Regions from separate parts of the Mus musculus genome. Here all the other regions are linked to region 1. Evidence: chromatin loops called from intact Hi-C (ENCODE). Cell type or tissue: left cerebral cortex. All regions are shown on one strand. Each heading gives the region's core, and the rest is flanking DNA. Links, peaks and the distances in the headings are about the cores only. Region 1 has its middle 66 kb from the start of Gm35514. Region 2 holds the start of Gm35161 (a long non-coding RNA gene). Region 3 has its middle 40 kb from the start of Gm35444. Region 4 has its middle 31 kb from the start of Gm35444.

Region 1 (7,896 bases), core at 1,059-6,058:
AGAAAAGTTGTCTTTAGTGAGGACAAGGAAAGTGAAGAGAACCCAAAGATGACAGGGTCAAGCCTGGCTGTGGGAGGTTCCCTGACCAAAGGCAAAGATATATGGGCCAAGAGACAGCTGTGTTGCATAAAGAAGCCAAAGAAACTGGTCTAAAGCAGTCCCTCCAGGGCTGGGGAGAGGGCTCAGTCATGTCTCAGAACGCATGTGATCTGCTACACACAGTTGTCAACACTTGCAATGCTAGCATTGCAGAAATGGGGGCAGGCAGATTCCTGGAGTTCAGTGAACAGCAAGGCCAGCCTAGCAGGAAAGTTCCAGCCTCGTGAGAGATTCCAGCTCAATAAATAAATCGATAGCTGATAGATAGGTAGATAGATAGATCAATAAATAAATAATGTATGTGCCAGAGAGATAATGACACAGGATGTCCTCTGGTCACCACACATGCATATGTGCACATATACCTATACATGTATATTCATGTGTGTGCACACATATATATATACATACAAAAACATAAGTAAATCAGGCAGACCTCCCAAAACAAAAACAAAAAACAAAAAACAAAAAAAACACAGTGAGAGCTATCATTATACAAGTGAAGAAAGGCTATTTTTCTGTCTGTTTATCTCCTCCTGTGTAAACATTATCAGCTTACCCACGTCCTGAACACCAAACAAGGGCAAGGAGACCTGGGCTGAATCGCTTTAGATACAAGACCTTTCTCAAATGCTGAACCGCTCCGTGTGTCATGCTTGGGAACAGGGAACTGTGACTGTAATCAGGACACTGTTCGTTGGGTCCTTCCTCTCTTGCTCTGAAGGGTTCCATGGGGACAGATGGTGACGTCTGGATCGCACACATTGGCAAGGTGAAGCCACCAACACCCATGTTAGTCAAGACCTGGTGTTCTTGGATGTCTGGTCCTATCACTCAGACCACCCTGTCTGGTTGTCCTTAACAAACATCCATCCACGTCTCCCTGTAGCTAATGTGCATAGTGTTCAAAGCCAAAATCAGTCACCAGCCTGTGGCAGCTTCACACCACACAAGGGCATCTGTGTTTTGTATACTGATGGAAAAGGGGCCAATCTTAAAGCACCCGGGAGCCCTGTATTGGTGGCAAGATTGAAGCTGAGCACGGGGAAGATCCTCAGTCACTCTACCTTCAAGATGTTCCAGGTAATACCACCCAAATCTTACCAATGCTTGCTGCTTCCTGTTTTTGTTAGGCTGAATTCTCTGCTGTGAACATGCAGTCTGAACCAATATGAGATGGCTATGCGGCAGAAAGTGATCACACAGTGTGTGTAGGTGGGTGTGTTTCTGTGTCTCTCTGTCTGTCTGGGTCTGTCGGGGTCTATACATCTGTGTTGTGTCTTAACCCCAAACTTTTGAAAGAAAATTTTAAAAATTGAGTCTTTCAGCACATGATAATTCAGTCACTAGCCAATCCTGCCTGGGTCCCACTGAGCAAGAAAAAATCCCCCAAAGTTCTGTCAACAGAGCGTGCTCTGGAAGTCACCTGATGAACAGCACCCTTGTTCATGGCCAGAGACCTCCAACCAGATGTGTCTGTGTCTCACTCCCATGAGCTCCATACTGCGTTTACAGCACCGGCATTCACAATCGAAATCAGGATAGATGTTTCTCAAAAACCTGAATTATCCGACAACTCAGCTGTGCCTCTGCTGGGATTCTGGGTGCTGCAGAGATACTGCACAATCATGTTAGCTGGCACACCATTGCAATAGTTAGGAAGGGTAACTAGCCCATGTTGGAGTTACCTTTTCGACACTGTGTAAAGATGTGTCTCTGTATTTTCCGTTGTTAATTCTGTACTGGCAGAGATCTGAATGCTGCAGGATCCTGGTATTGTCATTTCCATGGCCCCTCAGCAGCCTTGTCCTTCCTCACTAGCCTAGAGGCAATGCAGAATTGTATCTGATTGGCTGTAATCAAGAGCTGACAGACAATAGCTGGGCAGGAAGTGGAGGGCAGAGCTTCAGACAGACAGACAGACAGAGACAGAGAGATACAGAGAAGAAAGAGTTGAGGGGGATTCACCAGTGGACATGAAGGTATATGGATCCAGCAGAGCAAAGAGGTAGCCTTAGCCTCATGGAGAGATGTAGTGTCAGAATTACTCAGGTTAAGCTAGATGGCTGGCTGGGAGACTGTCCTAGCTAAAACGCCTAAGCTTTAAAATATGAACAAGCCTCTGTGTCATTTTTACCACCAGTGGGTCCAAAAGTCATGCTATAAGCCCAGATTCCCTTCAATAAATGAATGGACAAATAAAACATGGTACACACACACACAATAAAATTTTATTCAGCCGTAAAGAAATCTAAAATCATTATTAAGATGGGTAGACTGAAATCTATTATAATTTTAAAAAATAATACACATTCAGAAAGACAGATATTATGTAATAAGCATCTCACATGCCTATTCTGTATTTTAAATTTTATATTCATGTAGAAATTTGTGAGGGGGTATAAATCATTAAACTAGAAAAAGGGGCAGGAAAGAGGGAAAGGAAGATGTCAGGAAAGAGGGAAAGAAAGAGAGGGCAGGAAAATGAGTGTGGTAGGAAAGGGAAATGAAGCTACTGCTGGAGAGGCCCGGGATTTGAAGCTACTGCTGGAGGGGCCCCGGCTAGCAAAGCTGACATTAGAGATGGGGGAGGGGAAGAAGGCCGGGAGGGAAAGCCATCACTTAGTATGCTGTTTGGAACAAAAGTATATCATGTAATGTGTTGTTTATATTCAAATAAAACTGTGGCATGTTATAATAAATGAAAAGAAGTTAAGAAGTTGTCATTTAAAGAAGGCCTGCTGCAAATCACTTAATAGATAATGAATCCTGGGCTCACTCTAAACAATATGTAGTAATTGTAAACACTTTGGGAATATCTAAATTTAGGAAAGAGTTTCAGCTACTCCCCTCAACACTAAGTTTTAGATTTTCTTCAAAGGAAAACTGTTTCATTTCCAGAATGTAGAAACAATTAAAAGTCTCTTCTATTAATTACCTTCTAATTTGCAGTCTTGCGAAGTCACCATGGAGCTGCGCTGAGGCGATGGCGCCGCCTGGAGGCCAGTGGTGAAACTCTCTGACCTGAAGTCCCTGGTAGTGAGGCTAAGGGAACCATTTTCCTACAACTCATGGAAAATGCCACCCTTCTCCTTTCAACAATTCTTTCCAAGGAAGAATAACTTTCCCACCCACTTCTACTTACAAATAAAATATTAAGCTGCCTCTGTGCTTACAACTAATATCAAGGTGCCAAGGGGAAGACAGCTGGAAGTGATCTAGAAATATCACCCAACTGCCGACCTTCGAGGCCCCTTCCAAGAGACCCCAGAAACCCCATTTCCTAAGCTGTAAAACGTTGGTGCTTTGTCCCTAATCTATTTCTTAGTTGCTGTGGATGGAGTATCTTTACGTCTAAATGCCTTGTGTTCTTCTCAGAAGAGTCCAGAGGAGTTGTGCTTTGGGAAAAACAAAAACAAAAACTCGAAACCTCCCTGCCCCGTGAGTCCCACTCATGAGCCCCAAACACCTAGATCCCCAACCCCATAGTCCTCTGAGATCTCAGCCACTCCCGAGGGTCACTCCTGCCCAGGTGGGTTCCACACATGTCTCCTCATCAGTGAAGAGCAAGCTATGAGGACGGTCATATCCATCCACTCGAGACTCCTGGGTGTGGGCAGATGTCTGGAAGTGACGTGACGCCCAGACTTTCCTCTCCTTTCCAGAGCTTGGTGCATGAAATTCCCCCTAAAATAAAGTCACAGGTTAGCCAGGCGCCTTTTTTGGGTGAAGAGATCTTAGCTTGTGGGAGTAAGCGTGTCAGGTGTGAAGAACGACAGACACCTGTGAGCCCCCAGACAAGAGTGGAAACTGCAGAAAGGAAGAAAGTGCTCCAAAGCTCAGAGTCCAGCCGCTCACTGGCAGCCTGGGTAGAGAAATAGCGCCCCCCAGTGTCTCTGGTTTGCACCAACTGGGTTTCAGTTTTTGTTTGGTTTTCTCTCACGGTCCTGTGGTCTCTGTGTAGAAAAACGATTCACCCTTGTTCATATTGCAGCAGCTGACCTCAGGTACTTGTTCAAGAATTCTAAATTGCTTCCAGAAAACAGGATGAGCACACTCCAGTGTAGTGCCAGGGAAACAGTGACCCCCTCGCCCCCCCTCCCCCAAAAAAGAAAACCAGACAGAAGCCAATTTGATGCAACTCACAGCAGGGTCTTTATTCAAGCTAGCTCACCCCACACACACACCCCCAACGCACCGCTGTCACAGAGAAAGTTTTTTTGGGGAGGATCCCCGAATGTCTATAGGGCAAGACTTTATAGTAAGCAGCAAGCAGGGAGTACATGTGCAAGCATCTAATTGGAAAGCTCCTGTGGCCTTTAACATAATTGGTTGGTGCTGGGAGTCATATCATAAAGTTAACTTCTGCTCCCCTCTGCATTGGTGGTTGTTAGGCAAGGGGTGGGCTTGTAACCTGGGGGGGGGTGCAGGTTTGTTGGGGAAAAAACCTGGAGACCTCGGTCTTGTTGATGGTGTAACCTGGAAACGCTGGTCTTGTTGGAGATTAGCCTAGAGACTGGAGCTAGGCTCCGGTTTTGTTGGGTGGGGCAACTTGGAAACTAATGCTAGGTACCAGCCTGCTAGTTTACCTGAGTTCAAACTTAGGTTAGGTTCTCTAAAATGGAGTTTGAATTTAAAAGATTTGTCATTTCTCCAGTATGTCTCTCACCAGTGATTTCTCACGTGGCTTTTGGAGGTGATCAGTGGAACTTAAGAAAAGTTGAATTAAAGCATGCTAATAGTTACACACACACACACACACACACACACAAATGTCTGCCAGATGACCAGCAAGGCACAGAAGATGGGAGGCGTGCATGAAAACAAGGTATGTGTGGTCGGCTTGGCATGAGCTGTGTTTAGGCCCACTTCCCTGAGAGGTGACTGGGTGCAGATGTAAAATGGTGAGATCTTCTTCCCTGCTGTTCACATACCGAGCGAAGGCATCTCTGTGTTCCTCCCCACTCTTAGCCCCGTGGACACCCATGAAATCTCACATCCCACATGCAATCACACACAGCGATTGGTCCAGGGAGCATAGGATATGACAAGCTGACCAGCTCATTGGGAGGCATCCAGGTAAAGAAAGAAGAGATTAAAGCAGCCATGACATCTAGCTAGTGGCCTGTCACTCATGGCTGAGTCAGGTTATTCTCTTCCTGAACATAGGCACTTTCACGGAGCACAGTGACTGAGACACAGCAAGAGCATTCCACTGGCTGTGTAAGGACGGACTAAGAAAGGAGTTGGGGGGAAGAGAATAAGAGGAAGAGAGATCTCCCTACCCCCACCCTCATCCCCACCCCCGAAAAAGACCTATAAGGAGACTCTGTGGTTCCCCCAACACTGCTCTAAGCTCTGCGTTAGTCACTGTGCCCTGCAGCTATACATCCAGAGTGCCCTGGAAGAGACATAGGGAAAGGTTAATCTCCCTGACTCTTACCTTTTCAACACAGGACTCATTCAGTGTCAAAGACTGTCATGAAGCAGCTATTCCCAGTGAACCTTCTGGTTACAAATAAATGTGACCAGCACTTGGGAGGCAGAGGCAGGCAGATTTCTAAGTTCGGGGCCAGCCTGGTCTACAGAGTGAGTTCCAGGACAGCCAGGGCTACAAAGAGAGAAACCCTGTCTCAAAAAAACAAAATAAAAATATAAATAAATAAATAAAAATTAATTAATTAATTAAAAAACCAAATAAGTGTACCAAACAAACAAACAAAAAAAAATGTGGCTGTACTACCAGATTCCAGGCTGCTGCAGTGGGGATGGTGTACAGAGGATAGTCCTCTGCTTTCATCCTGGCTGCCTCCAAACTTCCTCCACAACACCCCAAGCCATGATGTAATCATCCCAGGCAGTAGTCGCCGTGAGCTGCCTCCATCACCGGGCAGAGATTCCATAGTACTCTTGCCCTGGCATGCACCTGACCATGCCATCTGGTGAACTTGATGTATTGACACTGCCACCCCAATGTTACTGAGTCACAATCAGCTAAGCTTCTCTCCTCATCAGTTCAAAAGGCATCTGCAGCCTCCAATGCAGCCCACAATCATGCTAAGTCACTCATGCAACAGAAGAGCTGTCTGCATCACTGAACAGCCTCCATGCTCCCAAGACTCATAATTATTAGTTCAAGCTGCCTTTGTAACCGTCCAGAGCCCACCTGTCACCATTTGAATGAGAATGTCCCCTGTAGGCTCCTATGTTTGGATGATTGGTCCCTAGTTAGAGGAACTGTTTGGGAAGGATTAGGGGGTGTGGACTTAGAAAAGGTATGTTACTAGGGGCTTGGGCTTTGAGGTTTCAAAAGCCCATATTAGGTCCAGTATCTCCCACCTCAACCCTGCAGCACAAGCACAATGCTTGCCTCTCTGTCACCATGCTCTCCACCATGATGATAATGATCACTAACCCTCTTAAACTATAAACAAGTTGCCTTTGTCACAGTGTCTCCTCCAAGCAATAAAACAGTAACTAAAACACTACCTAATTGAGACCAGGTGTGTGTCCTATACACTATGCTCTCTATGGATACAAAGTTGCTGAGTCACTGAAGCACCAGCTGCTGTGCATGAAACAACCACAATGTCCTCTGTTCCCCCACCTCCTCCTTCAGTGCTACAGTGGCCACATAGAAGTCTCACCCACAACGCTTCCTTCCCTCTGTAGCTCCTGGGGGGGGAAAGTGCTTTCTCACCAACCACCACACACATGCAAACACACACACACACACATGCACACACAAACACTGAGTCCAAACACATGGGCTATAGCTGAGTGATCCATAGTGAGTCAACACTACATTGCCCAGTCAGAGACAGACCAGCATAGTTTACCAAAATGACATCCAAGGCTCTTCCTTTTAAAATGTCACTTACAAAAAAAGTCACCTTACAAAAGTGGCAGAGGGAACTGATCCAGTAGACATCCAGATCTCAAGATGGAGTCCAAAGAGGCACAAAAGGGCAAGGGAGTAGGACATCCCATGTACAATGACTCCAACATTAGGTCTTAAAGGGCGTGGATGAAGTAAAGAGTCAGTAATGTGGGGGATCATTTGTTAGAAGGAAACAAAACAAAACTAAAGACAACACAGACCTGACTTAATGTCATTCCACAGGATTAGGAAAACAACTCTAGATGTAAATGAGAAACTCAGCCAAGGCATTAGAATCCTGAAAAAGAACTCAACACATTTTTGAAAATAAAGAACTCAATAAGCGAAAGTAGTAGTGTTGAGAGCCTCAAAAGGAGTCTGAGTCAGGTCAAAGAAAGAATTTTGAACTAAAGAAAGACTTTAAAAATAAACCAGACAAATAAGAGGAGGGACTGGGGAGGAGGAGGCAATGAGGAGAAGTAGGTGAACACACAAAGAGAGCCTTTGAGAATTTTTCCACACAGAGCAAATATTCACATTTTCATGGAACTTAAAGGGAGAAGGGAAATTTTAAAATTCCCTAAATAAATAAAATAATAAACAGAGTGTTTTAACGGAAATCATTTTATTATAATTAGCTCACAAGGGGCTGGTGAGATGGCTCAGTGGGTAAGAGCACCCGACTGCTCTTCCGAAGGTCTGGAGTTCAAATCCCAGCAACCACATGGTGGCTCACAACCACCCGTAATGAGTTCTGATGCCCTCTTCTGGTGTGTCTGAAGACAGCTACAGTGAACTTACATATAATAAATAAATAAATAAATAAATCTTAAAAAAAAATAATTAGCTCACAAATACAAACAACACACAGCTGACTGGAGGAAGCCACTCAGACGCTTCCATCACCCAAACGATTC
Region 2 (7,896 bases), core at 1,228-6,227, 460 kb before region 1:
TTTTCCTCTGTCCACAGCTCTCGCCCTAGCCAGGCCGGCCTCGGGCAGGGCACAGGGGTGAGGAGCAGCCTGGGGCGGGACACGGTCGCCTGCGCGGTCCCCTCGGAGCCACGGGGAGGCCACTCACCAGCCCGAGCGCGAAGAAGACGGCGAGCAGGGCGAGGCAGGCGCCCATGACGATGAGCAGCAGGAAGACGATGAGAGGGTGCTGCTGGCTCATGCAGTAGTAGGACTCGTAGAGCCAGTCCCGGGACCGCTGCAGCCCCTCGCCGCCGCCCGCCGCCGCTGCTGCCGCCGCCTCGGCGCGGTCCCGCAGGTAGCGGCGCCGCCGCATCGCCTCCTGCCACATCGGGGCGGCTCGCGGGGCGCCCGCTGTGCGCGCCCTGCCCGGGCAGCGCCGCTCTGTGGTCACCTACCGCCTGCCGCCCCCGCGCTTCGCGACCCGCCGGCTGCCCGCCCGGAGCTGTGCTCAGGGGCCTCGGGCGCGGGCGGAGCTCGGAGCCCCGGGCTGGGCGCGCTGACGCGCGGGCGGGGGCCGGGGGCGGCCTCAGGGCAGCTCCCGGGCGCCGCCGCCGCCACCACCGCTCGCGAGGGCGGGAGCCACCCGGCCCCTCGGCCCGCCTCGCCCCACCCCGCGCGCAGCGCACCGGCCTCCGCGCAGGGGCGGCGCCGGCCCGCGCCCACCACCGCCCCCCGACGGCCAGGCTGGGCTCCAGAGAAAGCTTCAGACCGAGTCCTTGCCCTCCAGCCTGTCGCAGGCTGCACAGTGGGGCGCCTCCTCCTCTCGCTTTTGGACTCCAGCCAGGCAGATTGGGGCTTCAGCCTTGTTCTCCACTACAGCAGAGAACAGCCTGAGGGCTACTGTTGGGCTCCTGGAGTCTCCCACCTGACTGCCAGAGTCCCCACTGCCTCTCCATGATCTCACAAGGCAGCAGTGTAAAAGGCTGCCATGCTTTAATACCCCCCAGCCTGGAGAGGGGGTCCCATATCCCTGACCACCCCTCTTTAGTATGCCTACTTAGCAAAATGTGGCTTCTTTCTCACTTTCTCTATTGTAATTTGACTCCCAGTACAGAGCAGGAGTTAGGACCCTCCAGGACTTGTGGGAGTCCTTTTGAAAGAATGGCCCCCACGAACTCAATTACACAGTGACTGGAGACACCTGTGGTCCTCAGGCAGCGGGCCTCTCCTTTTCTCTGCCTTTGCTCTCCGCGCCTTAGAAGTACCCTATGGACCTCTGTGTTTGGCATCGCAGATCTCCCCAGAACCCTTTCAGTCAGACAGGGATGGCACAGAAGTTGGAGCAAGGAATGAGAATCATCCTCTGTGGGCAAGGTTGGCTTGGGAATCACTCATCCCATGCCGCTTGACACTCTCGGGGACCAAATGCACGAAGCATGACAGACCTAGCTAGATCCTCGTGGACAGGCTGGGCAGGCATTTCGTGGTTGTGACCTCAACCTTTGTTCTTTCTAGATGACAGGACTAACCACTGACCTTCAAAAGACTGCTTCTAGAAGGTTCCTATTTTCCTGTCCTTCCATCCAAAGAACCCACAAGCCATTTTTCTCCCCCAAATCATTTTCTAAGGAGTCCAAAACACAACACCGCCTCAAGAGCTATTCCACATTCTCTGTCAGCCCGGAACTGCCTTAGACCTTTGCATGTTCCCTGACAGCAGCCTGCCTACCTGAGTTGCAAGCCAGCCAGCATGAACAGGTAAGCTGAATAACTGTGTGACTCTCAAATGCTGGACCTAGGCCATGCACAGAGTCTCAGACCCAGGGATTTCCAGGGATTTTATTTTTGGACCCAGAGAGTGAAGACACAGCTGTGTTCTCAACCTCGATAGAGGGCAAGGATGGAGTTAATGGGAGAGTTGACTTGAAATCCAGGACATCCCAGCTTTCCTCACCCAGTCCTGGAGGAAATCACGATGGATCCCTAATAGTGAAACCAAGCTTGTCATGGAGCCTCCCTGCCCTGCTTGACCTCTGATAAACAAAACCTCACCCTTTACCAGACATTTCTATGGAGCCTCAACTTCTCCTGCAGGCTCAAACCCTCTGATTGACTGGGCCCTTTCTTCTGAACCAGCAACCATAAATTTTAAGGTTGTATAGGTGTTTAGACATCCCGAAAGCAAGCCTCAACAACAAATAGCACTAATGAATAGAACTTATAAATAGCCAGGGCTGATCCACTCGCAGGAAACATGGCTAAGTAGGCTGTGCAGATTCTATGTGCAGGACTGTCTAGGTTAGGCAGAATTGTGCATTTCCAGTCCCTCCCTGCTAGGGAAGTTCTGTTACTCACCTCCTCTCCAGCTCCCATTTCCTCACTGCTAGCACTAAGAAGCATTCTCCTTCACCCACACGAGAAGGAAGAAAAGACAATCAGTGATCTAAGTATAAAGGGTGGGGAAGTGTAAGACCTATGAGGGAACAGCAATGCTTAAGTACTTTCTTTTCTCTAGCAGAAAAGAAAAATGTATTTTAACATCCGTTGTCCATCCATGACATATGTGGTAAGAAACTGCAGCTCAAGAGATTTTGTTAAAGTAATCTTAAAATATTTTGTAAAAGTGAAATAAAGACAAAAATCTAACTGGAAAGACCCTGCATGTGCCTTTAGGGGGTGTTTAGTGTCCCACTCTTCCATTTAATTAAACAAATATTTATTTTGTGCCTACCATACATGCACTAAATGCTGATGGGGGGGGGGAGTATAGACAGCCTGGGGCCATTGGAGGTGTTCCCTGTGTCCTTAGAAAGACAGAGACCCATGGAAGCAACCAGGAATAAAACCCAGTGTTCCTCTCTGCTTTGCTCTCCCTCTCCCTCAATGGAGTCACCACACACCAGTCTTTGGAAGGAAGCACCATGGCAGTTAAGGTGGTGTCTGCCTCCTCTGTGGTCGCATCAGGACTTGTTGTTCTGTTTCGTTTGGGGTGTTTATTTTTTATGAGAGCCTCTGTCAATGTTTCACATGCAATACTAAAAAGAAAAAAAGTGAACTATTTAAAATGATTGTTATTCTGTCAGTGTTTTGGTATCCATGGGACCAAGAATCTTTTACAAAGTTTGCAACAGTTCTTATTTTTGAAAGGGAGGCAAAAGAAGAGGAAAGATAACCCCTAAGCGGTGTGAGACAAAATGAGAAATAACCTTTAGTAGAAAGCCAAGACATGAAATATAGGCTTGTGACAATAAAGGGACCCTAAGGAGTCCTCTAGCTCATCTCTGCGCCTTCAGGTGTCAGCACTGCTGCAAAGCAGTAAGGCATATGGAGCAAGGGGGCTTGCCCATAAATGTACCCTGCATCAATTTGTGACAAAATGCACAAAGAAATCAACTATGGAGGCTCTAACTAGGCCTGTGGGAGGAAAAGAACATTTGAAAACGTCATCTTTCCTGCAACGCTAGAGGGCACCCTTCTATCTTGCTAGGGAGAAGCAGCAGGCAGGCTCTCTGGGGAGGGGCTTAAGTACTTGGTGCAAGGTTTTGTTACCTTCACTTTGAATTCTTAATAGTTTTCAAAAAGGAGCCTTGCACACTGTAGATGGTTCTACAAATTAGAAAGCCAGTTCTCCTAGCAAGTTGTATCCAAAAGGTTTCCTATCTTCGCCTGTAACTGGAGCCTCTGAATTGTCTGGCTGCAGGCAAGTTTTTTCTGTGCAAGACTCTGCCCATGCCTCCTGATCAGACCTCCCATACCCTATGCCCCATCTCATTGACTGAAAACAAAGTTATCACACTGCAGGGCAGGTTTACGCACAAGTGAGTTTTACTTTAAATGAACCCATCTCTTCGTTCCTGTTTCAGATCCAGTTGGATTAGTTCAGTCAATAAGGGTGTTGTCATACTCCTCCCAATGTCCACAGAGTCCACAATGATTAAATAAAGGCAAGCCAGGAAGCACACCAAGGACAGAGGTGGACACGTGCCAGCCAACACAGGAATACAGGTGAGAGGAGCGTAGTGCTTGCCTGTGTGTTCATCTTTCTCTCTGGCAAGTATGTTACTAAAATACACATATAAAAAGGATGAATGGTCTGCCAAAATTTTCATTATCACCGTGGAATATGTTTTATGTTCTCAGCTAACATTTACATTTTTATTGAATCAGACACTTTTCTTTGCTGTGGCAAAAATCACTGAGACATCTTTAAGGGAAGGATTGATTTAGGGGCATGAATTTAGAAATCTGGTTCACGGTCACTTAGCACTGTGCATGGTTCAATAGAAAGGAGAGGAGAAGGAAGTGGCTCACAATGATAGACAAGTGGAGAGATCGGGTAGGAGTGGAGAGATGGGAATGGATTTGGGGATGAAGATAAAGAGATCAAGGAATGAATTCACTGATAAAGTTTGAGCTTTTTAATGTTTAATATTGATTGTCAATTTGACAGATTCCAAAGTCACCCAAGACAAACCTCTAGGTCTGACTATAAGGGAGTTTCTAGTGGAGTTTATTAAGTGGACAGTATCATTTCAAGGGCTGAGGTCCTGGGAAGAATACAAAGGAGAAACCATCACTAACCTCTCTGCTTCTGGCTGGATACAATGTAATCAGCCACTGAGCTCCTACTGCATGATAGACTCTGTCTTTGAACTGTGTGCTACAATAAACCGTCTTTCATTACATTGCTTTTGTTGGTTATTTCGTAGCAGCAAGGAAGAAAGCAACTAAAATAGACCCACATGATCCTACTAGTGCCTCCCGCTGAGAACCAAGACCAGAGCCTTGGCAAGGATGTGTGGGGAGTATGATCCTCCAAATTAGAGCACTAAATACATTAAAAATTGTTAGGGAATATTCTAGAAACATCCTAAGATTCAAGTATAATATACTGAGAGATTATAGCACTGTGCTACACAATGCTATGGCATTGTTTAAGAGTATTTCTCTCCAATTCCATCTCCCTCATTCCATTCAGACAACATAGGTTATGGTTTTAAACCACTGCACATCGGCTGATTTATGACTTTATTTCTGAATTTGTAAATAAATCAAACCTACCACTAGTATTATTCCACTCTGTCTGATAGTAACTGTCAGTGTTCAGATAATAACTTTCTTAAAAGTTGATGGTACATCCTTGGAAAAATCATGTAAAACCTATGAGCTTTAGTTAATTTATATTTGCAGTGATAAAGTGGTTTATTTATTATAAGGTGTTTTCAAACAAGTTTATTCTACTCTTGTACATAATGGAATGACTTTTAACCTACCTCTTTGGATCAAAGAGAAAACTCTATACCCAATTAAAATATTAAAGGTAATTATAAATTGGACTGTATATTTAAAAGTGTGCTGGATTTTTCTGTTTGGTAAGTAGTATTTACTCCAAACTATTTCTCCCAAGAAAGAGAACATGTTATTAGTGGCATGGCAGGTCAACTTTCTGCACAGTCATATTTTTGTTTTAATGCAATCTACCTTCCTCCATCAGATGGCAAGTTTAGTAGGGGTAGAAATATTTAATTCCTTCTGTCCAACGTTATGTCCTTGTTGGGGGTTGGTTTTAATATTTTGAATTAATCCAGTCCCCCCAGATCGGGAATCTGCATGCCCAAACACTGAAGGTCCTTGTCCCCAATTGATTTTTGACTGATTAATAAACAGCCAACAGCCAGTGTCTGGGCAGATAGACTGAGGCAGGACCTTTGGATTTGTGAGGGCTAAGAACTGGGAGGAAGGGGGAGGATCACCATGATTTGGCTGGAGACAGATCCGATTGAGAGCCGCAGAAGGAAAATCATCTGAAATGTTGAGAAGGAATGCAGCCCAGGGTTGCCCAGAAGTGTCTTGGGCAGCAAAGATTAGGGAGCTGTCCAGAAAGAGCCAGGGCAACAGAGGTAAAATATACAATTAGAGGGCGTTAAGCTAGGATTATAGGAGGCAAATATATGTGCTAGCCACTGGGAGAGTTAGAACTGCCCAGCCTTTGAGCTAGTCAAGGCATTTAAAATTAACGCGTGTGTGTGTGTGTGTGTGTGTGTGTGTGTGTGTGTGTGTGTGTGTGTGTGTGTGTGTGTGTCTTTCATTCTTGAATCCAGAGGGTGGCACAAAGCAGCATTAGCTAAACTCACTACTACATGTCCCTATGACCATAATTTTTTAAATATAGTGGATGGATAGATGGATGGATGGATGGATGGATGGATGGATGGATGGATGGATGGATGGATGGATGCATGGTTAGATGAATGGATGGAGAGATGTGTGAATGAAGAGAGAAAATTAGGCTACTTCTTTTAAAAAGATAGCACAATGCATGAATATTGACAGAACTCTTCTAATCAGGATCTGATCTGCCAGGTTTCCAGATCCTAATGAGGCTGTGTTACAATGTGCCCATTTGCTCCTAAATGAAATGGTATCCTTCCTTCACTGGGTCTTTAAAGACCTTATCATGCTTTGGACTGTAACATAGCAGGATTTCCATTAAAGATCAAATGCCTATTGCCATAAATTCCACTTGACCCATCCAGCAAAGAGTAACAGCATGTCTGAAGTTAGAGCCTGAAGATTTTTTTTTCAGCACAGTAAATGTGTTCACAAAAGAGATCACGTAAAGAAAGTATTATTTTGGGTGAGTTTTATCCAGGGAAAATGCGTTTGGAGCTGTGAGTTTCCAGTAACTCACTGTGGAAAAAAAAAAACAATTGCAAAAGATAATTGTTCAGCAGCACAGGGTCTGTGAAGTATGCAGTGAAGGCTGCATCTCTACAGACTTAAGGACATGGACTTGACAGAAAAGAGACAGGGATAAAATCAAGCCAAAAACATAAGCACCTTCCTTTGTTGCCACTAACTGGCAAGCTTATCACCAGTCATTGCCAATGCCCCAACCCCACTCCCAAGGTCAGATGAGACATACCACTCCCAATCAGCTAGCTAGGGTTTCTGGATTTTGCATTTGTTCTTGTTGGCATTTTAAACAAAACCAATTTATTTGTAAACTTAATTTCCAACGTTATGACCCATTCATGCAAATTTATTTTGTATGTTACAAAGTGTTACAGATTTCACATTATAATCTCAAAACATTCGCTATTAAGTGGGAGATTTTAAAAAGATAAATGCCTGTACATTGTGGGTTTTGTTGTTGTTGTTGTTGTTGTTGTTACCAGCATACTAAATATGAAAACGCAAGATACCTTTGCATACCCTCAGACCTAAATAATTAGGCGCTTTCCTTCCAAATGGAACCCAGCCATGCTCTGGATTCTCTCACAGATGGACGGATGTGAAATTGAATGTTGACATCTGCCAAACCTTCTGTTAAGCCCAAGCCACTTGTAGCATTGCTGAGCTAACTTCAGTTTCTTCCTCTTACTGTGGCACCTGCCCACATCTCCAGATCCATGAAGCTTTGCCAACATCATCCAGGCTCTTCTCAAGTCTTAGGCATTTCCTTCTCCCATCTCCCGTTCCTGCTGCAATTGCCTTGCTCCAATTCTGTCTTATACATCTAGACTCAGGGACCAGGTACACTGGGCTGCAGGGCAGACCCTGATCCCTGCATTGTCCCCACTCCAGCCCTATCTCTAGATCCACCTGACTTCCATCCGTGCTCTTATTTTACACCCTGCTTCCACCATCTGCTTCCCTTGCCCAACTCTTTTTGTAGGGTGTGTAGGGAGGGGGCGTCATCCTTGTCCCCAACCTTCTGTCCACTCTCAACACCAGTAGCTGATTGTTCAGTGCCTGGCTTTATTCTGAAACAGAGAGATAACAATTGTCAAACAGGGTTTTAGGAGCTTGGAGGCTTGAGGAATATATTTTATGAGAATGTGTTTTTTAGAAACACATTGTCATGGATAACTAGTATTTAGGCTTAGAGTGTCATCCACTGTAATATTATCATGGTCATTTATACCAATAGGA
Region 3 (7,896 bases), core at 462-5,461, 130 kb before region 1:
GAGAGCTGATGATTGGGCAGATAAAAGGGAAGGTGGAGTGGAAGGTGAGGGGAGGGAAGAAGGAGAAAGTGGAAGAAGGAGAGGACACAGAGGAGGAGGAGGAAGAAGAAGAAAAGTGGAGCAGAAGCCTGGAGAATCCACAAGTCCTAAGGGGTCTCATAGATGTGGAAGACAGTAGTGTAACGGTAGATCTGCCCAATCTTGGTGCACAGCCTGTATTCATATTAACTGAGCTGTGTTTTCATTGCTTGGACATATTTGGGAGATTTACCCCAACACTGGTAGAGCACTCGGGCTGTATGTGTGAGTCCCTGGGTTAGATCTGTAACACTATAATCAATTAATGAACCAATCAATTAATCCATCAAAGGTTTGCAAACATATTCTGTCCACGTCTGTCCCTTATAACACTATTTGTAATAGCAAAACAACAGACAGCACTTAAGTGTTCAGTGACTGCAGACAAGGCCATTAGGCAAACTGCAGACGTTAGTATCAGAGAAAGCATGAGGGAGGGGCCCTTGTATGTTTTGATGGGAGATAAGTACGAACAACATGGAGAGACATGAGCAAAGACCAAGAGCAGAATTTCCACTATGTGGGCATCTGGAAATATCTTAAGAAGCTAATAGCAGTTCTATTCAATTAAATTAGGATATGTCATTCCCAGGATTTGATTGTGATATAATCATACACATAACAAGACATCTCGATTGTGAAGCATAAAGGACTCAATCAGCAGAGTACCTGCCTTGCAAGTGTGAAGACCTGAATTTTATCTTTAAAATCCATGTGAAAAATGGTAGATATGGTTGCTGGGCAATTGGGAACAGGCAGCCAGCCTCACCTACCTCCCAGTTCTAGGCCAGTGAGAGACCCAGTCTCAAAGGAATAAGGCATGAGGGAGGTAACTGAAGAATAACTGAGTTTGTCCTCTGTTCTCTACAAATTGGTGCAGCTACAGGCATGCATGCCTGATTGCACATGTGCACATACACACATACATGTGCACACACACACCACATAGTGCTCATGGATTTGTATAATCACCATGTCAATTTAAAATAAAGTAAGGAAAAGAAAAAGAGAAGAAATTCTTGTAAAAAGAGAAAGATTCACTTTTTCCCTTCAAACTGGTTTTTTCAATCTAAAATTTCTAACTTTGCTTAAATATTTATTACTGGCTTATCTGTAAATATGATAAGCAATCACAACTGTAATGCTCTGGGTGCAACTTGAGAGTGATATTTTTATTAAAATAAATCTGCATTCCATTTAGATATTTTAAGAGAGAAATTTCTTGTCCTACAAATTTGTTCTCACTGTATTTTCTAGTAGATTAGTTTAAATATTGTGTTATACATCTGTTAATTGCCAAGGTAACCCCCAAATTCTCTCTCCACATTTCTCCCATGACTATTTTGTGTGCACCAGTGTTATTCAAGGTGCAAATGTCTCTCATTACCCCTGAAAGTTGAGCCTACACCAGATAGTCTAACCAACAAAATGCAGCTTTTTCCGTGCCAGGGTGGGCCAGGAGCCTTTGTAGCTTCTAGGTTAACAATTTGTGGTTACTGATCTAAAGGTCATGTTTAAGGAATAAGTGGACATTCATGAAGATCTCCAAGAGCAGAGGAGACGTCAATCACTGGAGCTTACTTGCAGATCTGAGCCCAGCCCCTCCTCTTGATTCCTTATAGGCGGGTCACTGGGACAGTTCCATGCTGAGTTGTAGCCCCAAACCTTGCAGCCTCAGAATCTCAGAATATGATTGTATTGGAGAAGGTCTTTACAAAAGTAATTCCAGTAAAACTGGGCCTTTTGTCTGAGCATGAGTCCAGTGTGGTTGGTGAGCTTACAAGAAGGGAGATTAAACCGCAAATGGCAGAGAAGACCATACAGACACAATGAGAATACAGTTGGCCGTGCACAAGTGTAAGTATACATTTTTTGCAATCTACTTTTAATAAGGGTTCAACCTCTCCTCTAGCCCACCACCCAGCGGAGGTAGTAGAAGAGAAAAGTTACCAGGATATGGGGGAATTAAACCTGTTCAGCAATAGTTCTTTGGGGGAGAGCTCTATCTTCTTTGACAGCTCAGTTCCATAGCAAACACCAAATACGACTCAGCAGCTGCAGACCGGTCCTGTCAGCAGGCAGACACCAGGCAGCTGTAGTTCAATCCTGAAGAAACCACCAGGCTGGACAACAGGCCTGAGGGGAGGCCCCAGAAGCAGCAAGCTGCAGCAGGAACCGCATGAGCAGTTCTTGGGCAAGTTTCTGTCTGACATCATTACCACAAGTTCAGCTCGACAATGTTATGTAAGGTGAACCAATACATGCATGTCATTAGTGAAGAACAGAGAGGTGGAGCGGACCAAACCAAATGGTCTCCCACTGTCTGCGGGATCACATTTATAGTCCTTCACCAAGGGTCCTTTCATGTGTTTGCTATATCCAAACATCCTTTCCCCTGTGTCTGCTTCAGGAAAACAGCCTTTCGCGCATCTGCTTTAGCAAGACATCCTTCCAACCTGTGCGCCCCGGCAAAACACCATTTGACAGAACTGGCTTTCCAAAGAAACTTGATGTTTCCACTTCACACAAGGAAGCAAAGCCTGGGGTAGACATGGTCCTGCCGCTCCCTTTTTCCCACCCTGCAGTGGGAGACTGACTGAGAGAGTAAGTCCGTGCTGCTTAGACCAACAGACTTAGGAGTTTGGTTCCAGCAGCTTTAGCAAGCTACTCCAGGATCTTTGTGAGCATGTTTGACTCAGCCCTCATCTCTGTTCTTACCATTTCTGGCTGCGCCTGCCTTCCCATACAGGGAGCCTATCTATTTTTGTTTTAGTAGAAGGAGCAGACACGGCCCCTTTGTCCCTCCCATCGGTCTCCACTCTTCCTTTGAAGCATCGCTATTCTAGGCAGACACCTGGGCTCTCCATCCACACACATTATCACTTCCAGGGTACCCTGACAAGAAGCAATCTGGGGAACGGGGAGGGTTATTTTAACTCTGAGATTCATGATGGGGAAGGTACAGCAGCTGGGCCTCTGGCTGTTGAGGAAGCTTATCTCACAGCTTGCTACATTTCCACGAATCAGGAAGCAAAGACAGATAGGAAACAGGGTCAGGCTCTAAACGCCCCCAAAGATGGACTTCCTCCAGCTAGGCTCCACTTCCCAAAGTCTCCACAACTCCCTAAACAGAACCACCATCTGGGAACCCTGTGCTAAGACACAAGTATGTGGGAGACACTTTACATCTGAGCCACAGTACCTAACATCCAGGGTCTGCTATTTGAACATCTACAACTCAAGTTTGTTTCTCTCAGACTCATGCTGTGCTAACACTGGACCTCAGATCTGCACTGTCTGGTGATTGTAACTATGTTGGGATGAGTCTAATGAGTGTGATAGTTAGGACAAAGCTGGGGTCTTAAAACAACCATTGAAATAAAATCCTGGAGCTTCATACCCCAGAACTGCCTACCTCATATCTGATAAGTTGATTCTGTCGACTGGTCAGAACCAAAGAGAACAAGACAAGAGCCATTGCTATACTTGTGCCTCAACAGCCTGCCTGAGGGGCAGCCCTGCACTTGAGAGACGAGAAATGGAGCCCACTTGGGTTTCTGTGACACACAGTGCAGCCCGTTACTCTCTTTCCTCATGAAGATTTTTTAGAAGAGGCAAAAATATATACATTACAAACTTGAGGCCTTCAATATGTATATGCCTTAGCAAAGTCCTCCAGGCCTTATTGAGGACAGGATCACAACGACTGTGTGGGAATGCACTCTGTCAGTCTGGCAGCCCTCTTTGCCACAGATCTCTCTAAGCTCACACCTTCTTTTACTGGGAGGCAGCCAGCACGCCTTTGTTCTTGTTTAAGCATTTTCTTCCCACGGTGTTGTTTTTCCTCTATGATTTTCTGTAAACACAGCCCGGTTCCTATGCACATCCATCCCACGCTACTGTGCCTGCCTCCTCTGGGGAGTTACCTGTCATCCTGAGACACCGCTGCTGTCATTTCCTGTTTTGTATTTGACCCGGCTGAGGCATTAAATGTGGTGAGGGTGCTCGGGTGGCTCAATACTAAAACACCAGGTGGGATGGGAATGAGGCTTTGTTGGCATGCTAGATGTAGATGGAAGAAAGATCACTGTGTCCTTGGGAACAGAAATACCATTCACTGTGTCCCACCATACGCTGCCATTGCCGCATTGCAGAGCTGAAGGTGAACAGCGGAGGATTAGCATAAACTGACTGAGCTTTCTGACATTGTCTATAGTTTGCAACGGCGCTCTTAGAGGGAGGCATCATAAAAAAGAAACGCAGTTCCCAGATGTTCTTTTATCAGCCTCTAATTATTCCCCTAACGGCTTCCTGTCTTTCTAATGACATCCATCAGAGACAGCTACTAATTCGTTCTCCTTGGCTCTCTCATCCCCTGGAGGGGCACGTCCCTGGGACCTGGAGCTTACCATACCTGCCTCCTGTTTCCCATAGACCTGAACAGTCAAACCATGCCATCAGCAATTCCAGCAGCTGCTGAGTTTCAACAGTGAAGTCTGGACAAACCACACGAGGTAACAAAAGGTAGAGATTGCGGTGATCTCGGCTCTCAGAGAATCAGCAAAAGGAGAAGAAAAAATAAAAGTCACCTCACAGAGGACTGAGGATCCACACACTCCAAACACCTCAACCTTTGCACTAGATAGGAGAGGTTCTAGTGTTAGCCCACCAAAAAGAGTGGAGATTATATTTGGCCACATCTCATTACACATCTGCCTAGATAGTGTCGTTTTGAATGTCCCCATCATAAAGAAGCTAGGAGTTTGAAATAATGGACAACATGAACTATCCTGAGCTTCTTGGACATACATTTTTATAAATGCAGCCCCAGAGAAGCACTCATAACCTGTCAATCACAAAGGAAAATGTTAGCTCCTTCCTTGAATGTCGTTCTCCATATGGAAACTCTGGTCGTATTAACCACAGACAACACGATGGAATCTGCAAGAAACCTGAAGGCCTCGCACCACAGCCCATCATGTGTGAGCAAGTGCTACGCTAAGCAGAGAGAACACCATCCGATTCTGGTCTGTGCAGTATTAAAGGCAGGTTGAAATGCACAGGCTACCAGAATATCTCATTTATTTGTAAGCTAAGAACACAAACTGTTTCTCCACATTCCAGACTCTCCTGTTACTCCAAATCCTCTGGTTTCACCAGCTCATCCCCAACAGTTACGTTCAGGAAACCCTTCTCCTGTGGTCCGTGGTATGATTTTAAGGAGCTCATATTCTAGGAAAATGGAAGTTTCATTTGGGGGTCATGCTAAATGCTATTTTTAGTCTCTAAATGGAATGAGAAAACTATCTAAACAAATTATTGCTAAAAACATTGAAAGGATGTTTTTCTCTTGAAAAAACATATTTTTCTATATCCCCTAAGCCCATCTGTGTGTGTGTGTATATACGCACACATGCGTGTGACAAAATAATGGGTATTATCGTAGCATTTTTACATACACACAATGTCCTTGCATCATATCAATCTACATTTTCCTCTTTTTTTCCTCCAGAACTGTGCTTTTCATTAGGAACAAGTGAGCGAGCGCCTCTCTGGAACTTGAAACTGAATTTATTGAATGAAGTAAATTAGTACATTGGTAATAAGTTAAATCACATAAGTAAAGTATTGCTTAAACTATTAAGTTACCAAGGTAACATTCTCTTTCTGCCTTCTCTGGTTATCATCACTTCTTTTCTAGGTACCTAACCTAAGGCTAACCTGTCCTTTGGCATTGGCTGTGCCAGAATCTTTCAGTCTTACTAGCACAGGTGTCAATACAGTGGTCCCTTCCTGTGAGCTCTCACAATTCAATTTAAACTCATCTGTATGGTTAGAATTTAGTGCATGGACTCTCTTCTGACATGGTGATGTATCAAAAATAAGATACTTGGAGGCCAAATGTGTCTCAGAAAACTAAACAAGCATCAAGAATCATGCTCCAATCTCTTTGGGTGTTTGTTTGGGTGTTTGTTTGTTTGTTTGTTTGTTTGTTTAAGAAATAAAGGTCTGCAGGGTATAACATCTTAAATCAGAGGCTCTCGGATGGGCAACGAAAGGACACACAGAGCAATCCCGATGTGCAGAATCACTTTCAGGAGGCTATATCAGGCTGGACAGTGTACTGGCGATTTAACTGGAGCTGTCTCTGAGCTGTCATTCGCCCCTTCTTGCTCCCTGACCTTCCCTCCTTAGCACCCTCATAGCACACTGGGAAAGGTGGCTCACAGTTGTGACTGCATCAGCTCACTCTAAGTAGGAGAGACCCCAGTAACTAAAAGGACTTTCCTAGTTTGAGACATTTTAAGAGCTAACCTTTATGTCAATTTCTCTGTGTCTGTCCTGAAAATGTGTATAAAATGTAACTCATCAAATTAACTGGAATATTTTAACTGATCCAAATATTTATCTTTTTCCTCCCACCTATTCTACAATCTACTGTATATGTTTTCTTCATTAAGCAAAATTATTCAGTATATATGGTTTAAGATCAAGGTAATTTTTCATGTTCAAGCACACAGTTAAATTAGAAAATAAAACTATTTTAAACAATTCTTAGTAGTCATGCTAATAGAACCAGACACTTCATCCATGGGGGGGGGGCGGGGAGATACAAAATCAATTAAAATTGTCAGTCATGCTTAACACTAATCAAGAGAGAACGCTTTTCAATCAATGTATTCAAGTACTAAGCAACGTGAATTTCGAAGAACAATTGGGCTTCTACTCACAGAGATTAAAAGGAACACATAGATCAATGTGCCAGAAAAAAAATCACTAAAGGCCTGGATTAAATACCAGGTGACATGTCAGCATGGACAGAGGAAATTCTACATGGTGGCACTCCAGATGGGAGCTGTAAGCAGTTAATGACCTCTGTGAGGGAGGATGTTCCCCAGGGATGAGATCCCACACGTGTTGTCCAATCCCAAGAGGCAAGCCCAAGACACATGTGCATAAGAGCAACAACAAACGGATTCCATAGGATATGTGTGTGTGTGTGCATGTATGTGTGCACATATGTGTATGCATGCATATGTGTGCATGTGTCTAACCATAGTAATTAAAGAAGAGATGGTGGGTTTGGGAAGGGTTCATGGAAGGAGTTTGACAGAAAGAGGGGGCAGAGTGACATACAGCTCATATATAAAGTTCTAAACACTTATTTAAAAAAAAATAAGAGTAACATCTTTAAAGACCTGTGAGATCTTTTTAGAAACTGAGACTGGAAGTCCACAAAGCAACTTCAGACATCTTACTTTTGCTATCACTTGAAAGTCTTACCAGTGATGGGTGCAGGGCGTGAAGCAGAAGACAGGGTCACGGGTTTAAGAGGAGCTCATGCTGGGGAGAAGAAATGCAGCCGTACCCTCCACCCACAAGACCCACGAGGAACAGCACGGGAGATGAATGTGGATGGCTCCTTGTGAACCTTGAGAGGCAGAGGTCTGGGATGCTCAGTGGGCTTCATCCCCGAGACATTTTTAGACATTGTATGTAGCTTTGAGAGTGAGGCTGAGTATCCAAAACAGAACAATACTTCAAATCGTGAGCAGAGATGTGTCAGGATGGAACAGGCTGGGAGGGAGCTCCAGAAGCACTCAGATTATCCAAAGGAACCACTCACTGGAGGATAATACCTACCCTCAGGCCTGCAGCCTAAGGGACAAAGACTTGTGGTCATCTCGGCTGTGACCTGGTTCTCACTTATCTGTCAGTCACCAGTCCCCACAACACAGCCTGCTGTGGAAACTGTCCCATCCCTGGGAGAAGCAGCAGCCTGCCAGCCAAACAGAGCACCCAGCAACATACAACATA
Region 4 (7,896 bases), core at 1,776-6,775, 140 kb before region 1:
ACTGCTCTTCCTTCGAAGTCAACTGTAGGAAAGGAGACTCTAGAGAAGGAAGGCTTTGCAAGCAATGCTTGCATGATGCACCCACTTGAACAGTTAGAGGGATTAACCAGTGGCAGGCAAGGGGTCTTTAGGAAAAGGACACAGTGCCTAGATTGCAGCATGAAAGGATTAGCAATAAGTCTGGGCCACATAGGTACAGTACACCAGATCACAAGACTTACAAATGTGATGTGAATGTTGTAGCTCACAGAGGAATCGGATGGGTCACAATGGACAGGCTCACTAACACAAATTCTTATTCTACTAACACAAGAGGGCTGGTGTGCCTAGAATTCTGAAGTCTTCCATAAAGCCTGTGTCTGCCTGGGCCACTCAGAGGTCATAGAGATGTCTCTCCCTATCTGTCCTATGCCTTTTCTTCTGCAGTGTAATCCTGGTGCTTTCCATATAACCTAACTCAGGGGCTCCTCTGGTCAGACCCTTTCACCCTGTTTGAGCAGCTGTGGGCCATGGACTGCAGAGCTGATATTCCCAAAGCCCTGGAAAAATGAATATTCTTTCAATGAATCGTCTTCTCGTGTTCAAGTAGGGACTTCAGGAAGGTTGTTTTAGGTCTCAAAATGCAATTCTTATGCGAAAGCTGGTAACTGAAGCAGCCTTCTAATTTTTAGTCCTAACACTTTATTCCTAATTTAAAGCTATTTCACCCCAACTACTGGAAACACATCTCAATCCCTCCTCCTTTATTTATTTCTCCTGCAGGTCCTGGCCATAGTCATCCATGCTGCTGAAGTCACAGTAGCAGTGAATTAATTGCTGCACATGGCTCCTCAGAAGGACCCACCGTGAGGCACACTCCACACAGGCCCAAAAGTCAGATGGGAGGCTTTGTCATATCCTTGCTTCCAGCATAACCTCTTGCTGGTAAGGACCCCCAGAGATTCTCTCTGCATACTGCTTCACAACTGTGCTGACCCTGGCAAGGAAGGCCAGAAAATCAGATGACCAGACAGAGCCCTGTGTCTGGCCACTGGAGGCTTGCTTCCACATTCAGATACATGGCAAATCTGAGCTCAGAGTCAGCCCTGGGCTGTGTTTGGGATGGATTCTTATGGAGCTGGAGAGTGAGTTCATGATATGCTCCTTCTACACCTGCTCAGAACCTGCTGAGATGCTCCATCACTGTCTTAGAACCCCAGAGTGAGGACACTTGGTCCTACCCAACACTGCTCCTTAATCCTACTTCAGAAGTGTTTTCTATAATCCCCATTTTCTGCACCAACATTCCTCAGTCTCAATTGGTTGTCAAGAAAAACCATATTTTCACAAGACCTGACCTCTGGCTCACTTAGACCCTGTGCTGGTTAGTTATTTTGTCATCTTGACACAAACAAAAGTCATGCACTTGAGGAAAGGTGTCCATGAGACTGGCATGGATGCAAGCCTGGTTTCCTTTCTTTCTTCCTTCCTTCCTTTCCTTCCCTCCCCTTCCCTTCCCTTTATTTTATTTTACTTCATTCTTTGTTTCTGAAACAGAGTATGCATATGTATGTGTATATGTGTGTATGTATATGTATATATGTATGTGTGTCTATATACACACAAACATATACACACATATATCATACACACACTATATATGTATGTGTATATATACATATATATATGACTCTGCTTTAGTTCTTGCCTCCAAGTTCCTGCCTCAAATTCCTTCCTTGGCTCTCTTCAGTGATGGATTACAAGCTGTGAGATTAACTAAACCCTCTCCTCATCAGGTTGCTTTTGGCCATGGTATTTATCACAGCAATAAAAAGCAAACCATGACAGACCCTTGGCATCACTATGACTGTCCATTCCTAATCCCAGCCCCCAGCTAGTCTTTATGGTCTTCCTGTTTTCCGGCTATCTGCCTCCTTCAGCCACCGCCTGCTATGCATGAGTGGTTCCCAGCCCAGGCTGTGCGAGATGTTGAGTGAGGATGTAGGAAGGCAAATCCCACTCTAGACATGCCCACTGAGGTACATGAGGAGCAGTCTTTAGTAGTAAGTGTACTATATCCAGACCAAGAAACTCTGGCTCACCTGCCACCTGAGCCCTGGTTATGTGTATTTCTTCCTGAACTTGTTTTGTTTTCAGTCTTGCTCATAGCAAGCAAGCCTGTGGGCATGTCCTGTCCTCCTCAAGCTCCAGTGGCTGAACTTATCTTTTCATTTCTGGATGCCAATGCTGATCACAACTAAGCATCCACAGCTGCTTGGCCTGGCCCATCTGTCTGCTCCTGTGCCCTTCTCCTGTGCTCCTTTGTGATAGAAGCTCCTCATTTCTTTTCAGAGTAGAATGTCTATGAATCCTCCTATATATTCTGATGCAAGCTAATGTGACTGCTTCCTGACAGTCAAGCCCAGATGTGTAGGACTCATAGGTAGGAGATTGTAATGCTCCTGCCTCTGCCTAAGAAGTCAGCTTTACTACTCAAGAGCTTCTTTTCAGGTCATAGCATCACATAAGAGCCTCAGAGGAGTGCAAACCCTCAGAGATTGCCTGACCAATTACATAGGAAACTGCAATTTAACAAGATCCCCAGGTCATAGAATCCATATTTAAATCTGCAATATAAAGCTTTATAGTAGCAAAATTAAAGGTGCATACAGTTATGAGCACATTAAGTTATCCAAATACTTTCTACTACTGATCAATAATAATCGATAATGCCCACTCTGGGGTTCTCTCAGGAAGGAATAGTGACAGAAGATGAGACTGTATCATAGCTCTCCTCCTTGAGTAGTTGAGGCAGGCGCCCTCCTCCAGGTTTCCCCTGCATCCGGCTCCCTCTTTCCTCCTTCCAATAGTGGGGCTGTGTTTTTTTCCTTTTTACTCTGCATGTTGTATGTGCATGTTGTGAGTGTGTACGTGTATATGTGTGTGTGTTCACATATGTATGTGTTCACATATATATGTGAACATACACACATATTTGAAAGCATATAGAGACCCAAAGTTGATATTAGGTGTTCTTCACTGCTCTCACTAGACCATGGGGCTCCCTGGTCTCTATGTCTAGAGTTCTGGGATCACAGAGTTCTCTTGTGTGTGTTGTGAGGATCTGAACTCCAGTCCAGTTAAACTTGCATGGCAAGTGCTTTACGCAGAGTCTTCTCCCAGCCCCTTTCTCCTTGGAATACCCCTGACGTTCCAACGTGAACTTGCTAAAATAACCCCTGTCACTGTTCTTTAAGATACAAATACTAAATCACAATGTAAAATAATATTCTTTCAAGGCACTTCCTTACTTCCTGACAACATGACCCCACTGTATCATTTACAAGCTTCAGACAGCTAGTTAAATCTTTGTTTATTTCCACTTCTTGGGCTGAATTGATCCCAAAATGTCTGAAGTTCTGAATTATGGATGCAACCGGTAAACCAGCATGGTTCCCTTGAAGAAGAGAGAATTTCTCCCCCCTCCACCTGAGGGGGCACACAGGAAGCAGGATGCTTGTCTGCCCCTTATTCTGCATGTGTAATTAGGCATTTCTGTCACTGTGCACCCCAGGACTTTTTGTGAACATACAAATTCTAAGTCTTCTAATAAGAATAAGAACATCCTAGGGTGTGAATTTATACCACAGGACACACGTGTTTCATCGTCATGGATGGTGAATGGCAAGAGTGTCTGTCAAGGCTGAGAGGCTTGTAGATAAAAGCCACGCATGGTGACGCTGTGTGCCCGTTTGATTCCAGAGATCTTGCTCTGCCTGGAGACTATCATTCTCCTTCCTCCTTCTGCCCAAAGACTTCATCAGCAGCAGAGGCGAATCTTGTACAGCTACAGCAGGCAGCCAACTTTTCTCTTAATGAAAATGTATTCCCTTCTATTTACCCTGGGTTACCCTATGAACTCTCTTTCCTACTTGCAGCTATGTCTCCTCCAAATCACTGGGAATGATACCTATACACAGCTTCTAGTCCTCCTCAAAATCCTTCGCATAAATGTGTGTACACACACATGGGGTGGGCAGGGACATTTAAATCCCAGAAAGAAAAAAAATCAAATCCCACGCAGAAATGTTTGGTGCTTGCAGGAATCATGACGACTGACTGGAGGCTAAACTGCAGCTTAGAGCTTCTACACCAGGTGGGAGCAGGAGAGAAATGTCATGAGGGTAAGAATCTGTTTTGGAGGCTGGAGAGATAGCTTAGAGGTTAAGAGCACTGACTGTTCTTCCAGAGATCCTGAGTTCGATGCCCAGCAACTTCATTGTGGCTGACAACCATCTGCAATGGGACCTGATGTTCTCTTCTGAGATGTCTGAAGACAGCTACAGTGTACTTGCATAAATAAAATAAGTGAACCATTTAAAGAAAAAAATAGAATCTGTTTTGACTTAATGCAATCAGTGCTTCTAATCTTCACAGAGATCGAGTCACATTTTGCCTTTGATTCCTGGTAAAACTGTAACTTTTGGCAACATTTCCATACCAAACTCTGGGTTTCCCCTGACCTTGTACCACTCATAGACCAGTGAAGGACCTGCACACCATGATATAAGCACAGACAATTGTATTTATTTACATCTATCTATCTATCTATCTATCTATCTATCTATCTATCTATCTATCTATCTGCAATGCTGAGAATTAGAACCAGGGTCTCTGGCATGCTAGCCAATCCCTCTCCCTTTATATGCTACACCCAAGTTTGTGTTATCCATTTGTCATATCTTATGTGAAAGCATTTTGAGGACTTCTCCATATCATGAAATAACTATTTAAACACAGTTACCTTTCCAGAGATTTTGCTCATTTGGAAGACTGATGCTTCTGTTAGCACAAATGTCGTGCACATCCCGGGGACGGACAGCAGTGGTCCATCTCTCTCTTCCTTCACTGACCTGTGAATGTGGGAGGTTTGCTCTCCAGTATGCATCCTTCAGCTCAGGAGAGCTCCCTCTCACATCACTTCTATCAGTTTGAGTTCCCCGAGGTTGGCATTGAAGATAACAAGAATGAATAGAAAGTTCTACAGCGTCCTGCTCAGACCCAGAGTGCTTGCTGCACTGTCAGTGCAGCCGAGATGCAGATCAAGCTGGGGACCTCTGTCTTCCTGTGCGTCCTTGCAGGTCTCTCTGCCACTCTGTACTGTCAAGTAGCACACAGATGACACTCTCAACCTTATATTTCAACTCGATGTGATAGAAAGCTCAGTTTCAGATGTTGCTCGAACATGTGGGCTAAAACACTGTTTTCCTTGTTTCTAAATATGTGACTCTGTTAAAGTAAAATCAGTGTGTGTGAGAGAGAGAGAGACAGAGAGACAGAGACAGAAAGAGAGAGAGACAGAGAGACAGAGATGGAGACAGAGACAGAGAGACAGAAACAGAGAGGCAAAGAGATGGGTTGGGGAGAGAAGGCAATCCTTCCTTGAAGGAACATTTTATCTTTGTTGATCATCCTCAGAGTCTGAAACTGCAAAGTCTCCACTTCACATGTTTGCATTTTTATCTAATTTTGACAACATTCCTTTCACCCCCTACCAACTTTTTCTCACGTCCCCTCCCCCTGCCAACATGAACCCTCCCTCAGCCAGAAGCCCTACTTTGAGGCAAACTAATTAAAACTAATTTGATACTGTAGAAAAATAAATTGAATCATTAAAAATAGATTGAGTACAGAACTGGCCCTGGATATATAAGAATCAGCGTGGGATAAAGGAGTCCATAGATCCATATGAGCTGATGAATTATTCAATAGGTAGTATTCGAACAATTACAGTTTTTTTTTGTTTGAGTAGAAGGAAATCATAGCCTGCCCTCATCCCTCCAAAACACTTCAGATTAAACACTGATAACACCAAAGTTCTAGGGAAAAATTCACAGATGAATTATTTACAATATTAATTTCAGGAAGGATTTTAAAACTAGCATATAACATTCTTAAGCCTCACTAATAAATTCGATATTATAAAAAAAATTAAGGGCACTAAGATAGCTCAGCAGACAAAGGCACTTACCACAAACCCTAATGACTTGAGTTTACTACCTAGACCCCATGCAGTGGAAGAATACAACTGACTCTTGCATGTCCTCTGACCTTCATATGCATGCCTTGGCATGTGTGAATACAACTCTGTGTGTGTGTGTGTGTGTGTGTGTGTGTGTGTGTGTGTGTGTGTGTGTGTGTGTGTGAGAGAGAGAGAGAGAGAGAGAGAGACATACACACCCTGCAACACATAGAAACACACATACACACACACACCACAATTTTTAAAACTTCTATATTGTAAGTATATACAAGATTTCTGGCCAATTACTCAGCAACTTTTTATGATTTAATATTTCACAGATTTAAAATTTATAAACAATAAATAAAGATGAACTGGGAACAAATTCTCTTAGAAATTAAAAAGGTAGATAAATAGATAATGTAACAAAGGCTGAAGATAGCAAACCCCACTGGCTAGTAGGTCAAGAGATAGCTGAAGGACAGGACAAAGCATATGACAGTATTGAGGGGGGCGGACCATTCGGGGTATATCCTTAAGGGTGGTAACTTACTACAGCCCCTTCCTGCCTTCTCCTCTCTATTTCCTGCCTGTCGTGAGGTGAGTAATTTTTCTCTGCCACATGCATTTGCAGACAGGATGTTCTGCTCCATGAAAGCCTACATCAATACAGTGATACAACCAGGAGCTAAAATCATGAGCTGAAATGATCTTCCCATCTTTCAATAATTCTCTCAAGTATTTGTCACAGCAACCAAAATACACATAGCTATAGAAAATTCTTTCCAAGGGTGTTCAAATGACCTCCAAAGAAAAATAGGCTATAGCCATTATACTTAGTGCATTCCACTAAGGTAAAGAGGAAGGGAAAACCCTAGCATTGAAGACACCACACACTTCAGATACAGGGTTTGAAGGGGTTAACCTGATTCTGAAATGGGAACCTCATCCCTGAGGACTGACTCTCATAGTGTCAGCAGCTATGAAGCTGCTTAGGGAGAAAAGAACTCAGTAGTCCTATCTAATTGTAGTGCCTATACACCAGAACAAGGGCTAGTATGGGAAGGTATCCTTAAAGGTGTAATAGAGGCATTTATATGCTGGGGTAACCAGCAGTCACTTACTTGGATGTAAGGACCACTCAATAAGATGGTGTTCATGCCTGAAACTCAACCTTAGTCAACTTCCTGTGGCTAGTGAGGCCATAGAGCCTAGAGGAGAGCCTACTACCCCCGACCCCCCTGAATAAGTACAATCACTAACTTCATTCTAAAAGCTCAGCTTACACCCACAGAGAAGTGTAGCTGTCACAGCACTCGTCAAAGATACTTGCAGCAGAACGAGATCATTACAAAAACCTACATCTTGTCAAAATGCAGAAAACAACTGGCCCTAGGGTGCCCACCCACAAATAAATGTATTTACAACAGAACCTCTACAGCTAAGGCTCAGGGAACATAGGGAAAGAGGGTGAGAGTCACAGGAGCAGGACACCTACCCCCTGAGTGTCTCATAAAAGAAAGACAGGAAGGAAGGAAGGAAGGAAGGAAGGAAGGAAGGAAGGAAGGAAGGAAGGAAGGAAGGAAGGAAGGAAGGAAGGAAGGAAGGAAGGAAAGAAGATGGGGAGTCTGGTAGTTCTGGGGAGAAAGCATTTGGGGAAGGCATGGGGAGAGAATATGATCGGGATACATTGTATGAAATTCTCCAAGAATTAATATTATATAAACGTTTTTAGCCATTCAAAATTAAAGAAATGCAAACGATAATTAATTGTGGGCCTGGGGAGATGGTTCTGTGGGTAAGAGCTGGCTGCACAAGCCAGACTTGAGATCAAATTCCCAGTACTGAGGTGGAGCTGGGCACTGTGGCACACATCTGAAATCCCATTGCTCCTG

What was found. A loop is a pair of places that touch in the nucleus more often than their neighbours do. Peaks named below come from ENCODE experiments on the same cell type or tissue, not always from the same donor. Only the 100,000 strongest peaks of a DNase experiment are listed, where the experiment ranks them.
Region 2: it touches region 1 in a loop (11-fold over the local background); 25 of 42 quality-filtered maps call a loop at or near these places.
Region 3: it touches region 1 in a loop (2.6-fold over the local background); 2 of 42 quality-filtered maps call a loop at or near these places.
Region 4: a loop joins it to region 1, with 2.3 times the contacts of the local background. A loop is called at or near these places in 2 of 42 quality-filtered maps.

What each region holds. Positions count from the first base shown.
Region 1 is chr13:69,457,156-69,465,051 of GRCm38, forward strand. No RefSeq gene overlaps it. Among named protein-coding and RNA genes, the nearest start is that of Gm35514, 66 kb to the left of the region's middle. In left cerebral cortex, for the core only: CTCF peaks have their summits at 3,098 (motif pointing left) and 3,991 (motif pointing left); DNase peaks (open chromatin) are centred at 3,109 and 3,957; H3K4me3 peaks cover 320 bases.
Region 2 is chr13:68,998,947-69,006,842 of GRCm38, forward strand. Gm35161 (a long non-coding RNA gene) reads left to right here and starts at 599. Exons shown (of 5, transcript XR_873632.3): 1 at 599-1,719; 2 at 3,825-3,966. Adcy2 (adenylate cyclase 2) reads right to left here and starts at 595. Exons shown (of 25, transcript NM_153534.2): 1 at 128-595. The coding sequence starts at 349. It overlaps Gm35049 (a long non-coding RNA gene), which reads right to left. Exons shown (of 3, transcript XR_873626.2): 3 at 6,974-7,896. In left cerebral cortex, for the core only: a CTCF peak has its summit at 3,422 (motif pointing right); DNase peaks (open chromatin) are centred at 1,344, 1,727, 2,293 and 3,424; H3K27ac peaks cover 2,217 bases.
Region 3 is chr13:69,327,755-69,335,650 of GRCm38, forward strand. No RefSeq gene overlaps it. Among named protein-coding and RNA genes, the nearest start is that of Gm35444, 40 kb to the left of the region's middle. In left cerebral cortex, for the core only: no CTCF peak of the experiment used is centred there; DNase peaks (open chromatin) are centred at 3,011 and 3,847; H3K27ac peaks cover 2,380 bases.
Region 4 is chr13:69,318,985-69,326,880 of GRCm38, forward strand. No RefSeq gene overlaps it. Among named protein-coding and RNA genes, the nearest start is that of Gm35444, 31 kb to the left of the region's middle. In left cerebral cortex, for the core only: no CTCF peak of the experiment used is centred there; a DNase peak (open chromatin) is centred at 4,080.